4 separate regions of the Homo sapiens genome follow, and all the other regions are linked to region 4. Evidence: chromatin contacts called from ENCODE Hi-C or POLR2A ChIA-PET data. All regions are on one chromosome and are shown on one strand. Each heading gives the region's core, a stretch centred on a gene start or an enhancer-like site at or near the end of the contact. The rest is flanking DNA. Distances are from core to core; before and after follow the strand shown.

Region 1 (3,212 bases), core at 306-2,805, 160 kb before region 4:
TCTCTCTGTTTCCTCAGCAGATCCACTGAGGTCTTTCCAAGAGTCTATCTCTAAATTGGCATACCCCTACCCACTGCTTAATACTGCTTCAAGTATGTCAAAAGCTATTAATGCCAGAGATGAATATTGCAGTTGGTGCTCAGCAAACAGAAGATACTCCAGCTACCAGTATTCACTGTGCTTAGAGGAGAGTGGTGATTAAAAATGACTTTTTCTCTTATCGCATGTTCATTTTCAAGATAAAGAGTTTACTATGTGCATTGAAGAGAGCTTTTTTTTTTTTTAACATCTTGCCCATTTCATAAGGAGTCACTGGTGAAAACCTGCAGCAACTGGCACCAAATTTGCAGTTTTTCCAAGCAATATCTTAACATCCTTTGTAGACTAGTCCCTTTAGTCACTGCTCTGTGGCCATGCCCCTCAACATGGCTGTACCTGGAAGCTCATAGTCCTGGCAGAGCTGGCTGCTGTTGTGAGTCAGGAAGATGTTCCACAGGGAAGTGAGCTGGTGACAGCCTCCATGGGAAGTCAGAGCTGGACCCTAAGGGATCCGGAGTCCAGCTAGGCCGGTGCTCTCTGAAGGGCCAGAGAGGTGTTCTGGCATATCCTCATCACTGTCAAAGTCTGAGAGTGGACATTCATGCTGAAGGAGGAGCAGCTCCTAAATGGCTCTTCTTCCAGAAACTTGGCCTGCTGATTTTGCCTGTATTGCCTGTATGCATATTGAGACATATGTTGTCAGCCATTTGTAAAATGAAGTAGTGGTTTCTCTAAACCTCAGGAATATATTCAGAGTTTTTAATCAGGGTGAACTTGAGTGGGAATGTTTTGACTGCCTTCGTTTTAGTACATTTGAAAAAAATGTTGAATTTCTTAAAAATCATAAGTCATTAAAATCCAAGCACTTTTAGTGAGATAATGTGTTTGAGGGCCTAAATCTCATTTTTTTACCCATTTTCTAAAAAAAAAAAAAAAAAAAAATCTTGTTGAAACATTTTTAATAGAAATTCTATGAAGATAGGGTCTTCTGGCTCTCCATAAATCAAATCATAAAATCTTCTTACAGTAGTCTCTTTTTATCTGCAAGTGGTATGTTCCAAGGCTCCCAATGGCTGCTGAAACCATGGATAGAGCCAAACCCTATACATCCTGTAATTTTTCCTGTACATACATGCCTATGATAAAGTTTAATTTATCAATTGGGCACAGTAAGAGATTAACAACAATAACTAGTAATACAATAGAACAATTATAACAATATGCCAGCATCACTGCTGTCGCACTTTGGGGTCATTCTCAAGTAGAGTTAGGGTTCCTGGAAAACCAACACTGTGAAACTGCAACAGGCATGCTTGGCCATGCTTATGTCTCTAAGAACTCATCATTAGTATTTTCAGTTTGTAGAAAACATACAGAAAAACTTCTGAAAACATTACTGGTTCTGCTGTTTACATTAGGGAAAGATTATCTGTTGATGGTTATATTGGTGTTTGAGTGTTTTAATGATAACTGAGATGGCTAAGTGACTAATGGTTGGGGAACCTCTACCAAGTAGATATGCTAGGCAAAGGGATGATTCACATCCTGGGCTGGAAGGCCTGTGGGATGGCAAAACACTTCATCACGCTCCTCAGAATGGGGCACAATTTAAAACTTATGAATTGTTTATTTTTTAAATTTTCCATTTAATAGTTTTGGACCACAGTTGACTGTGGCTAACTGAAACTGTGGAAATTGAAACTGCAAATAAGAAGGGACTACTATTTTTTCTCAGAAAAATTCAACTCTTTAAAATTGGTTAACAACTCATGAGGTTGACATCTCTGAAACCCTCAAAGATGGCAGTGATGAGGGAGGAGGAGCTATTGTTTAGCTGGACATCTCTGATTCAATTCCATTGGAGGGGGGCATCTGTTCTCATTTTCGTCCTTCAGAGATGGGAAAAAATTACTCTTTTTCTTGGCTTGAACACTTATATCTTCTATCTTTTTATAAGCATGATACTGCTTTCTCTTCTGCTGTTTGCACAGATTGTCTTCTGACCTAGTTGAGCCTTTACTGCTGCCCAGACACCTTCTGGTAGCTAGCATCATATGAATTACTTAGCTTTATTAAGATAAAGTGTGAGCAAAGGGTTTTTTTTGGTCTTTTGTGTTTGGGCACCTTTAATATCTTTTTGCTGTTGCTGGGCAGGGAAGAGTCTTTGCAGCTGAGATCTTATTAATTTGCCTAGAATTTTTTTTAGTTTATATATTTTTTATTAATTAGGAAAACTAAATTTGACATTCAATGCAATTTTATGCAGCATCAGCTATAGTGGGTAACTGGAAAGATAGCCGCACCTGGTTTTTTTGCAAGCTGCCTGCATTACTCTGACCTCACTTGACAAAGTATAGGCTAATAGAGAAAGAATATGCAAATTACAGACATGTGACCTAAAATTCAGACTGAGATAAAATAGACAAGCTTTAATTGAACACTCTGACTATTCGTTATAGAAAATACATGCATATCCAATATATGTTTTTAGCCCAAGCTTACGATGGACCGACCAGATGATCTTAGTTTTGATAGAAATAATATGATTTAGGTCTTGATAAAAATTTGGAGCTTACATGGCATTTAGATGACTCTCAAAAATGAGCTCAAAATAATATTTGTCTTTAAAAGAATTTTTAGAGAATAATTATTATCTATTAGAAGTTTTCTATTGATATTAGTAAACATATTTCCAAATAAATGAAAGGTGGGCTTTTTTTCCACTGAATAAGAGAATTTTCTGGATTTCATTTAAGATGGGCCAGTTTTAGTGCCAACATGTACACATAGACATGCACATAAATACTTTGGTAACCGAGAAGACCTTAGCTCCAAACACGTCTGTAGATATTCCATCCAAACTCTTGCTATCCAAACATTTGCTATAACTTATAAGATTTATTTTATCCAGAATTCACTACTTAAATAAAAAAATCCCATCGTGTGAGCTAGCAAAAACATTTAAGTTGCAGGTACACCTTGTCAAAAAGATGGAGAATGTGTTACATCCATAGTTCAGCTACCCTCCCAGCAGGCTCGAGCTGTGCATTAGCGCTCTCAACTTACCACATTATTGAGTGAGAATGTCTTCTAAGAAAGCAAAAAGCCTCTGAATAAAACAAGCACACTCGAGAGGCCTAAAAAGAAAAATTGGGTGATAAAGCATATTGAGA
Region 2 (3,092 bases), core at 233-2,732, 150 kb after region 4:
CTGAGCTTTCTTGCCTGCCTGGCTGCTTCCCTCCCTCCCTCCCTCCCTCCCTCCCTCCCTCCCTTCCTTCCTTCCTTCCTTCCTCCTTCCCTCCCTCCCTCCCTCCTTCCTTCCTTCTTTTTTGTTTGTGTACTTAATAAAGGGTAAATATGTCATGTTTGTTTGGAACAGTCATGGTTAATATCTATGTTGTCCCAGTATATCTATTAATAGAACTCTCTTTCACTCTCAACAGCGTCCTAGTCCGGATGACAAATTATATGGTTATCTCTCAGTAAAGGGTCTTTTTTTAAAATGATTTTTTTTTCAGGGGGTAGGGTAGGCAGGAAGCTTAAACTGGGTAATTTAGTTGTAGAAGAGTGCCCTGTGGCAAATAATTGATTATTCATTTCCAGCATCCCCTTTTCTTCTCCTTGACAGTTATTAAAAAAAAAAAAGTTACCAGCTTATGTCATTTTAAAGAACACTCGCCCTGAAAACTTCTGAGAGGTTGGCCATTTGAAACCCTGGTTTTAGTGTCTGTATTATTAGTGAACTACCGTGTTCCCATGTGGCTACACAACCACAATTATGTACTATCTGGCTCTTTACCAAAGTTTGCAGACCTCTAATCTAGAGTGCGACATTTCCCCTCATTAACTCTTAGGTCCCTTGGCTCTAAAAGGGTATATTCATCTTGGCCCTATACAGGGAAAGGGGGAATGGGATTAATGATGTGCTTTGTAAGAAGAACCAATTTTAATTTTCACAAAGGCTTGACGTAGCTGTGAGAGAAAGGGTAAGAAGAAGCAGGCTTCTTCTTAGAAGTCTGAGATGGCCTAAAGTGGTGGGGGAAGAAGGGAGAGTGGGGAGAAAGAGAAACAAGAAAAGCTGAGAGTGAATTCCCCAGAGAGGTAGCCACTGATTCTGCCCTACTCTTTGCTGGAATTCTGGAAAACACCTGGGCTTCTAAAAGATAGGGAGCTCATGCATCATGGTAGGGCCACAGCTCAGGCTAGGGCCAGAGATAGCTCAGAGTAGCGCCACGGCTCAGGGTAGGTCCACAGTGCAGGGTAGGGCCATAGCTCAGAGTAGGGCCATAGCTCATAACCACAGCTCAGGGTAGGACCTGCTGATCTATTTGGGGACCCCCAGCAGAGCCTGTCTAATTGCATATCTTGAAAAGGATTGGAAAACTGTCATAATGACATTATTCCCTCTCACTTTCCTTGTCCAGGAAAGCCCAGCAGAATCGGAGAGGCTTTTCCGAGGAGCAGCTTCGCCAGGGACAGAACGTAATAGGCCTGCAGATGGGCAGCAACAAGGGAGCCTCCCAGGCGGGCATGACAGGGTACGGGATGCCCAGGCAGATCATGTAGGACGCGGCATCCTGCCCCTGGTAGAGAGGACGAATGTTCCACACCATGGTCTCTACGAAAAAGAAATAGTTAGTCACCTTCTGACCTTCTCCTCTTTCTCAAAGCCTTCTGTCCCTGGTTTTTGCAAGTGCTGCATTTCCGCCGAGAATCCGCGTTGCCTACTGCTGCCACCTCCTGTTCATTTAGAACTATGCAAAGACTCCGCTTCCGTTTTCCTGAGCTCCTCGGGCCCCAGAGTCTCTGTTTGATTATTTATTTATTTATTTATTTATTTGCCAAAAATTCTCCTCTTCAACTTATAGAATGCACCTAATAAAGTAATTAGTCTTGTGTCTTACAGTGTAAAGTTCATTCTTTCTCTTAAGGACTCCACAGTCCGGACTGGTTTCTCTTCCATTCAAAGGCCAGAAAGATGGAATTAAGCTTAAGCTGCAGCTGAGCAATATAGGTTAGCTATGAGGACGCTCTTGCAAGATTATCGCGTTTATCTTGGCAATTGGAATAGAAAGTTTAGGAGTCATTTCGCCCACTCTGAGAGCCTAGAGACATAAGTTCAAGAACAAAGTCTTTGACCACAACAAGTTTTTGAGCATGTACTTTGTGCTTATTGTGCTAGACCTGTAGAGGACACAGCCCGGGAGACAAAGCCCGGTTTCTTGAGAAGCTCTTGTATAGGTGCCCAGGAAGTATCTGTTGAATGGATGGAAGGAAGAATGGATGGGTGGATGGTTTTATTGAATGGATGGGTGGGTAGATGACTGGATGAATGAGCAGTTTTCACTTCTCTAGCATTCATCTTCCTCTTACAGACGAGACCCTAGGTCCGATGCTGACATTTATACAGTTTTTTTCATCATCCAGGAGTTATAGACAATGTAGTTTGCTCTCCTAAAGTCATTTAAAGGGTCTAAACCCTGAAAACCCTAGGATATTGCCTGGTATTGCGATTTGCCTAAGATGAATAGGTTTTTGAGATTTTTTTCCCCGTGGATAGAAAACATTAAAAGGTCAAAAAAGCCTGGGGATTATCAGTTCATCTTATTCTTTCTTACCAGTAGAAACAAGGAAAAAAAAACATGTGATATATCTAGTAAGAAAAGAAATAAGGTATTTTATCCATATAATGGATAACAAGAAAAAGATAAAATAGATGAAAGTATAGACATTGCCACACTCTAAATGTTTGGATGGTAGTTTTTTGGACTGTGTTCTCTCTTTGTTCTCTGCAGTTCTAGGTTTACCCAGAGGTTCCTATGGGATCCCTGTGGGGGCAGGGCTGCTGAGGAGGCAGAACCCTGGGCCCCCACTCCTGCTTCAACCATAGCAGCTCTGATATATCTGTATTACACATTAGGATTCAGTATAACATTTAAAAAAGACCTTTAATGTAAAAGAAAAAAGGAAAAACCATTATGCTAAAGAAAATTGGCCTGTGGGTCACCTAAGCAGTTTACTGTATCTGCTAGAAGTTCTAGTGACCCTTTGACAGCTACCAGTGAACTGCCTATTCCCAGAAAGATGTCTCCCAGCCATGGCAGCTGAATTATTACCTAAAACCTCACCTTGGAGTTGCCACAAAAGTAAGAGAGGGAGGCCGATGGATCCCAAAAAGTGAAATAAAACTGGGAGGAAAGTCCTGGAGAAACAGAGGGTGTCTAGGTCCCTGTTTGGGATTGGGGGTAGGAGCCCTAGGGAAATAGCCTCCATCAGGAAGGGAATGGATTGGGAGAGAAC
Region 3 (2,985 bases), core at 441-2,940, 140 kb before region 4:
AATGATGTTGGCATGCGCCCAAAGCCAAGGGATCCTACTATGCCAGAGCCCTTGCACTACTGCTAGCAGCAAGCCAATGTCCCCAAGCTTGGAAAGATACTTTCTTTGGCATCTCGCCCCCCTGCCGGCCATAAGAATATTGCAAGTATGCATGCATTCCTAGTCCTGCACATCAACTGAAGGAGGAAAATATAGCTCTGGTTGAGTTTGTTCCAAAAGGCCAGTGCAGAGTGTGGCTGTCATTTCCTCTGGGCTGTTGAACAAACATAGGACCTTCCCCTGTGTGCCAACACCCAGAGGGTCTGTCCTAACAACTGGTCGCTGGCACTGGTGGTCAGCTCAAACCAAGAAAAAAAAGACAGGGTATATTTTCTTACAAATGTAGAGGTGGTTTCTCGGCAGGGATTTAACCCCCTAACTCTTCGATAAACTTTGGAGCTAAGATCTTGTTCATTTTGGTTCAACACCGTAGAAGGAAGCCACAAGAAATATAGCCATTTGACTCAATTTCCATGGTGGTTTCTCCCAGACTTATAGAAACCTGAAATTCAGGTTCATGGCACTCTCACTGAAATCATATGAAAATGCTTTGCCTAAGCTTGAGGACAGAGCATCCATGAACTCTATAAGGGAACATGGACTGAAATCAGAAGGCCTGAGAGTGCAGCCTGACATGCTCCCTGTTCCAGGGTGCATTGTGTTGTGCCCCGTCCCATCCCCGCCATCCCCAAGCTCACATATTGAAGTCCCAACTCTCAGTTACCTCAGAATGTGGGTACATTTGCAGATACGGCCTTTAAAGAGGTAATTAAGTCAAAACGAGGATATTAGGGTGGGCCCTAATCCAGTCTAGCTGGTATCCTTAAAAGAAAAGGAAATTTAGACACACAAAGAGACACCACAGATATGTGTTCACAGAGGAAAGGCCATGTGAGAATGCAATAAGAAGGCGGCTGTCTGCAAGCCAAGGACAGAGGCCTCAGGAGACATGAAATCTGATGACACTTTGATCTTGGATGTCCAACTTCTAAAACAAGAGAAAATACATTTCTGTCATTTAAGCCAACCAGTATGTGGTGTTTTGCTATGGTAGCCCTAGCAAATCAATGCAGTCCCTGAGCAACAGGGTGGCCGTGGACAAGTTTTCTGAGGTCTCTGAGCTGTGGTTTTCTCACCAGTTAAACAGGATTAATAAACCTCATCAGATTGTAGCCTTAACATGAAAATGCCAGCCACAGTGGCTGGCAGAAAATAGACATGCCATCCCTATTTGTAAAGACACCCAGAAACACTATGGACCACCCTTGTTCCCAGCTGGGCCCCAAGGTCAAAGGGAAGTTTTTAACCTCCTGCTCTGCCATCCATGGGAACTGTTGCCTCACGGGCCTGTCAGCACTGTCAGGTTCAGCCTTTTGCACAGATCCCTTGTCCTGGTAAATACCAAGAGCTGAGAAAATAAAGTAGCTCCTCTTCACTGTGGGTTCTGCATTTCCCCTTCTTCGTACTTAATCCTAATTATTTGATCCTTGCCTTGGAGAAGGTTGACACATGCTACCCGAAGCTGACACAGAACTCTTTGTCACTGGAAACCACAGGTACATACCTTTCACTGCATTTCTCTGCTCAGGCTCCAGGGATCCTCCAAGGTGAGGAGGCTCTGGCTGCAGTGACTGGAGTTACAAGCCTTTAAGGCTCATTTCCCTGTAATGACCAGCAGAGGGCGCCTGCACCTCATACTTCAACACTGACTCAGGCTTTTAAAATGAAGTCTTGAATCTATCAGGTTCAGTACTACTGTGTCCTTGGTGTGGTTCCTTGTGTATCCTTGGTCTATCTTTAAGGAAGTCTGTATTTGCAGCTTCTCACTTCCAAACCACAACATGTTGTCACGTAAGCAGGAGGATGTGACCTCTTTAAGGTGTAGTTTCTTACTCCCAGCCACCAAATATTTCTACCTCACACTCTTCCAGTTATGATTCCTTACCTTTTTTTTTTTACCACACTTATCATATCACAGAAACTCTTCTAAACACTTTACATGTATTATTTTGTTTAATTCCCCAAAAATCTGTATGAAGCATTATTATTATCACTCTTCAGGAGTCCCCGTTCAAAATGGAAGTACCCCTGGGAGGGTGATCTTTTAAGTCATAATCAGCTATTAATATAAAAATATAGGCCAGGCGCAGTGGCTCACGCCTGTAATCCCAGTACTTTGGGAGGCCGAGGTGGGCGGATCACCAGGTCAGGAGATCGAGACCATCCTGGCTAACACGGTGAAACCCCGTCTCTACTGAAAATACAAAGAAATTAGCTGGGCGTGGTGGCGGGCGCCTGTAGTCCCAGCTACTCGGGAGGCTGAGGCAGGAGAATGGCGTGAACCCGGGAGACGGAGCTTGCAGTGAGCCAAGATCGCGCCTCTGCACTCCAGCCTGGGGGACAGAGGAAGACTCCGTCTCAAAAAAAAAATAAGATGATGGATAGATGATAGATAGATAGATAGATAGATAGATAGATAGATAGATAGATTGATTGATTTATGATATGTGTTTTAGCCCGTGGCTGATTGTAGAGTCCACTGAGAGAGGGAGGAGACCCAGGACTGATTATAGTTATGGTAAGAGAAAAAGAAAGAGGAGAAGGACAAAATGCTACCAAGGCCTGAACAGGGTTGTCTGGAAAACTGAGAAGTCAAGATATGTGCTGAAAGAAGGGCAGGCAGCATCAAGGGAGAGTTTCTTCTGTCTTCTTTAAAGCATTCTCAGCCTACTGAGTATGTATTGAGCTGTTTTTACTATGATGTAAACTGTGAGTACACTTTATTGCTTTCTTCTCTATGCTGCCTGTGGTAGTTTACACTTACTATTAATGCAGAAATTATCACATTGAATTTTCATTATTCCTTTATGTCACTAAATAACTGGCTGTCACCTAGGAAGCCTTTGATTAATAAAATGAGACTGAAAGACCGTTAGTGAGACAACT
Region 4 (3,195 bases), core at 300-2,799:
CTAGTCATTACAGAAATGCAAATCAAAACCACAACGAGATACCATCTCACGCCAGTTAGAATGGCAATCATTAAAAAGTCAGGAAATAACAGACGCTGCAGAGAATGTGGAGAAATGGGAACGCTTTTACACTGTTGGTGGGAGTATAAGTTAGTTCAACCATTGTGGAAGACAGTGTGGCGATTCCTCAGGGATCTAGAACTAGAAATACCATTTGACCCAGCAATCCCATTACTGGGTATATACCCAAAGAATTATAAATCATTCTACTATAAAGACACATACAAACGTATGTTTATTGCAGCACTGTTCACAATAACAAAGACTTGGAACCAACCCAAGTGCCCATCAATGATAGACTGGATGAAGAAAATGTGGCACATATACACCATGGAATACCATGCAGCCATAAAAAAGAATGAATTCATGTCCTTTGCAGGGACGTGGATGATGCTGGAAACCATCATTCTCAGCAAACTAACACAGGAACAGAAAACCAAACACTGCATGTTCTCATCATAAGTGGGAGTTGAACAATGAGAACATATGGACCCAGGGAGGGGAACATCACACCCTGAGGCCTGTTGGGGGGTGGGGGACAAGGGGAGGGAGAGCATTAGGACAAATAACTAATGCATGCGGAGCTTAAAACCTAGATGAAGGGTTGATGGGTGCTGCAAACCACCATGGCACATGTATACCTGTGTAACAAACCTGCACGTTCTGCACATGTATCCCAGAACTTAAAGTATAATTAAAAAAGAAATTTAAAAAAGACATTCCGTAGGTGAGGCTCTCCCTAAAAGTCAAACTTTTACTTGCACATATGAAAAGTGTAATCATTAAATAAGCTATTTCTTCAGTGACGGTATACTGAGTTCTGCTCATGGTGCCAAGTACTTTGCATATATTATTCAGAAGCTTATTAGCTGCCCTGCAGCACCAGTATCATTTATTGCTGCACTCCAGGTGAAGAAATTGTTGCTGGGAGCTACAACAACTTGCCCAAAGCCACAATGATCATAAGTAGTTTGCGCTTCGTTGTGCTCTTCTTTGCTGGTGTGAGATTCTCGAGGGCCAATGTCCTTCATCTGCGTAACTCTAGGGACTCGCCCAGACCTTGGAAGAGGTTCACATTCCCGCGTGCCGAGATTGATTATGGGCCACCCTCGGTCTCATTCGTTGACTTCCAATAAAGCATTGGCTGGTGGACCTCTACATCAGCATTGTTTTCATTGGATATAGCAACTCAGAAAAATATTGGGGAAAATATAAAAACTTTCAAGAGATATGATTGCAAGAAAATCAGAATGAGTTTAAAACCCTCCTGACCCCAGTCCTTAGCTCAGGCCGTTCTCCAAGGATTTTGCAAACCTGCTTTCTGACGCAGCTGGTAAACTTGCCCCGGGGCGAACTGTCGGAAGGAGGTGCGGTCACCTGGAGTTTCCCAATAGATACTTCGCTGTCTGGTGAGGAAATCATCACCCTAGGACGTAAACCCTCCCGCCCTTCTTTCAGCTCTTAAAAAAAGCCTGCCACGAAAGTCCCTACTGCGTTGCTGCGAACGTAGCTTTGAGAAGCTGGCGCCCAGTGATGGGGCAAACAGCCATGCCCTTCCAGCAGCCGTGAAAGCCCCAACAGCAAACTGCCTGGGAGCGGGGCAGGTCACCAACTTCGTTGCTCGAACTCCCTGGGTGCCCGCCGCGGTGGTTACAAAGGGGGTCAAGAGTGCCGGACCCAGCCGCGCGGAGCCCACCATTGCGGCCCGAGGGGGACCCGACGGGGGCCCGACGGTGTGGCGTGGCGCAAGGAGCGCGCCTGCCTTCTCTCGCCGCCGGGAACGGGCTGCACCAATGGCCAGGTGAGGAGGCGGCGGTGGTCGCCCGGGAGGAGGGGGTGGTGCCGACTCCGTGTGCCAGGAGTGCGTCCCGGGGACGCTGCCTCCCCCGCGGCCGAGTTGGTTGCCGCCGGTTGCGCTGCGGAGGGTTGGGGGCGGAGAGGAGGCAGTGGCTGCCCGGGCCGAGGAGGGGCGCGCTGACTGCTCACCGCGAGTCAGGAGGGGCCGGCGGGCTCACGGAGGGAGACAGGGTGGGCGGGGGCAAAGGCTAGGCGCTAGGGCGGCGGCGCCAGCGTAGAGCGGCGGTTTGGAGGAAAGATGAGACGGTGAGTGGGCTCCGGGGACACAGAGTTTCTTTGCTTCTTTACAGGCTGTAGGGACAAAAGCCCGGGCTGGGGTCGGCAGTGCCCAGGCTGCGCAGCTGGGTGGGTGGGGGTGGCGAACCCCGTTGTGCATGACTCTCGGGGGGCTGGGTAGATCTCCGGTTGAGGGGATCCCGGGGAGGGAGTGTCTGGTAGGGAAGATGCTTCCAGAGTGATTGTAGAAAACAGGCAGAATGTGGGGGAACTGGGGGCAACTTTTTCCAGCAACTCTGGAATGCACATGGAGAGAGGGATGGGGATCCTTGGGATAGCTCCCTGAGAAAGAGAAGGTCCGCTGCTGGATGGTGTAGGGCGCGGGATTCAGAGAAGACTCCCTCCCCGCAAATATTTGGCTAGCTGCGCTTCTAGTTCCACTTTCTTTCAAGAGTGAACCTACGAGCTTTAACCGCCAAAAGCGGCTGATTTCGATTTGGCCTTTGACCCCCCACTGAAAGTTTACAGTGTGGCCGTCTCGGCACCCCTAGAGATAGCAGCTGGAAGGCTTGGGGAGTATTTTAACCCTCTGTTTCTCCAGCTCCCTGCGCGGCGGAGGCGCAGCTGAATCGTTTGCTGGTTCGCTTAATAACTTAGCCCTAGCAGTCATCACTTATTAAAGCGCCGAGGACCTGGCTAACTCCCGCCACCACCAGGAAATTAAAAGGCTGACAGGCTGTCCCTCCCAGGGTTGGGGTTTCCTGTTTGAAAGAGCTTGAGAAGTCAAACTGCTTCGCGGTTCCTCACTTACCTTTCTTATGTAAAAGAGGGAGCGACGCCCGCAGCTTTTTCTCTCGGTAAACTACCCGTGGCTGGAAATCCTCCGGGCGCCTGGCCCTGCCCTCTTCCCTAGAAATCTTTATCCTGCAACTCTGAAGTAGCTCTAAAGAGCTCTAGAATGCACAACTAGTCATAGCCAGGCACAGCTGGGAGTGTAACTAGACGAGGCATAAAAATGTGGAGTCTTTTTAGTGTAAATATTTGTCAGCCACATTTCCCTTC

The links. A loop is a pair of places that touch in the nucleus more often than their neighbours do. ChIA-PET counts read pairs that join two places held with the same protein, here RNA polymerase II (POLR2A). Pooled maps may share reads with other maps.
Region 1: a pooled map shows a loop between it and region 4 (2.2-fold over the local background). The contact joins the enhancer-like site here to the promoter of PHLDB2 in region 4. A Hi-C loop is called at or near these places in 3 of 50 pooled maps. POLR2A ChIA-PET finds 5 or more read pairs at or near these places in 4 of 52 experiments (GM12878, H1, PC-9 and 1 more).
Region 2: a loop to region 4 is called in a pooled map, with 4 times the contacts of the local background. The contact joins the enhancer-like site here to the promoter of PHLDB2 in region 4. A Hi-C loop is called at or near these places in 1 of 168 maps with a recorded cell type or tissue (PC-3), 1 of 37 single-sample maps with no recorded cell type and 12 of 50 pooled maps. POLR2A ChIA-PET finds 5 or more read pairs at or near these places in 5 of 52 experiments (A549, MCF 10A, OCI-LY7 and 2 more).
Region 3: a map of heart right ventricle shows a loop between it and region 4 (12-fold over the local background). The contact joins the enhancer-like site here to the promoter of PHLDB2 in region 4. A Hi-C loop is called at or near these places in 97 of 168 maps with a recorded cell type or tissue (A673, B cell, CD4-positive, alpha-beta T cell and 60 more), 37 of 37 single-sample maps with no recorded cell type and 49 of 50 pooled maps. POLR2A ChIA-PET finds 5 or more read pairs at or near these places in 20 of 52 experiments (A549, AG04449, AG04450 and 16 more).

Annotation. Positions count from the first base shown.
Region 1 is chr3:111,694,201-111,697,412 of GRCh38, forward strand. All of the region lies in intron 1 of PLCXD2 (phosphatidylinositol specific phospholipase C X domain containing 2), which reads left to right. Among named protein-coding and RNA genes, the nearest start is that of PLCXD2-AS1, 18 kb to the left of the region's middle. Within about 2 kb of position 1,556, at least 5 of the 41 ENCODE cell types and tissues checked have a DNase peak (open chromatin) inside an H3K27ac peak, as active enhancers do; they include PC-9, where a contact is called at or near this core.
Region 2 is chr3:112,012,194-112,015,285 of GRCh38, forward strand. It overlaps TAGLN3 (transgelin 3), which reads left to right. Exons shown (of 5, transcript NM_001008272.2): 5 at 1,217-1,692. The coding sequence ends at 1,358. Among named protein-coding and RNA genes, the nearest start is that of TAGLN3, 15 kb to the left of the region's middle. Within about 2 kb of position 1,483, at least 4 of the 41 ENCODE cell types and tissues checked have a DNase peak (open chromatin) inside an H3K27ac peak, as active enhancers do.
Region 3 is chr3:111,716,006-111,718,990 of GRCh38, forward strand. All of the region lies in intron 3 of PLCXD2 (phosphatidylinositol specific phospholipase C X domain containing 2), which reads left to right. Among named protein-coding and RNA genes, the nearest start is that of PLCXD2-AS1, 40 kb to the left of the region's middle. Within about 2 kb of position 1,691, at least 4 of the 41 ENCODE cell types and tissues checked have a DNase peak (open chromatin) inside an H3K27ac peak, as active enhancers do; they include heart right ventricle, left ventricle myocardium inferior, spleen and 1 more, where a contact is called at or near this core.
Region 4 is chr3:111,857,716-111,860,910 of GRCh38, forward strand. It overlaps PHLDB2 (pleckstrin homology like domain family B member 2), which reads left to right and starts at 1,550. Exons shown (of 18, transcript NM_001134438.2): 1 at 1,550-1,861. LOC105374040 (a long non-coding RNA gene) reads right to left here and starts at 3,101. Exons shown (of 4, transcript XR_924333.4): 1 at 2,945-3,101. RefSeq lists enhancers at 1,372-1,958, 1,959-2,543, 2,874-2,983 and a silencer at 2,008-2,067.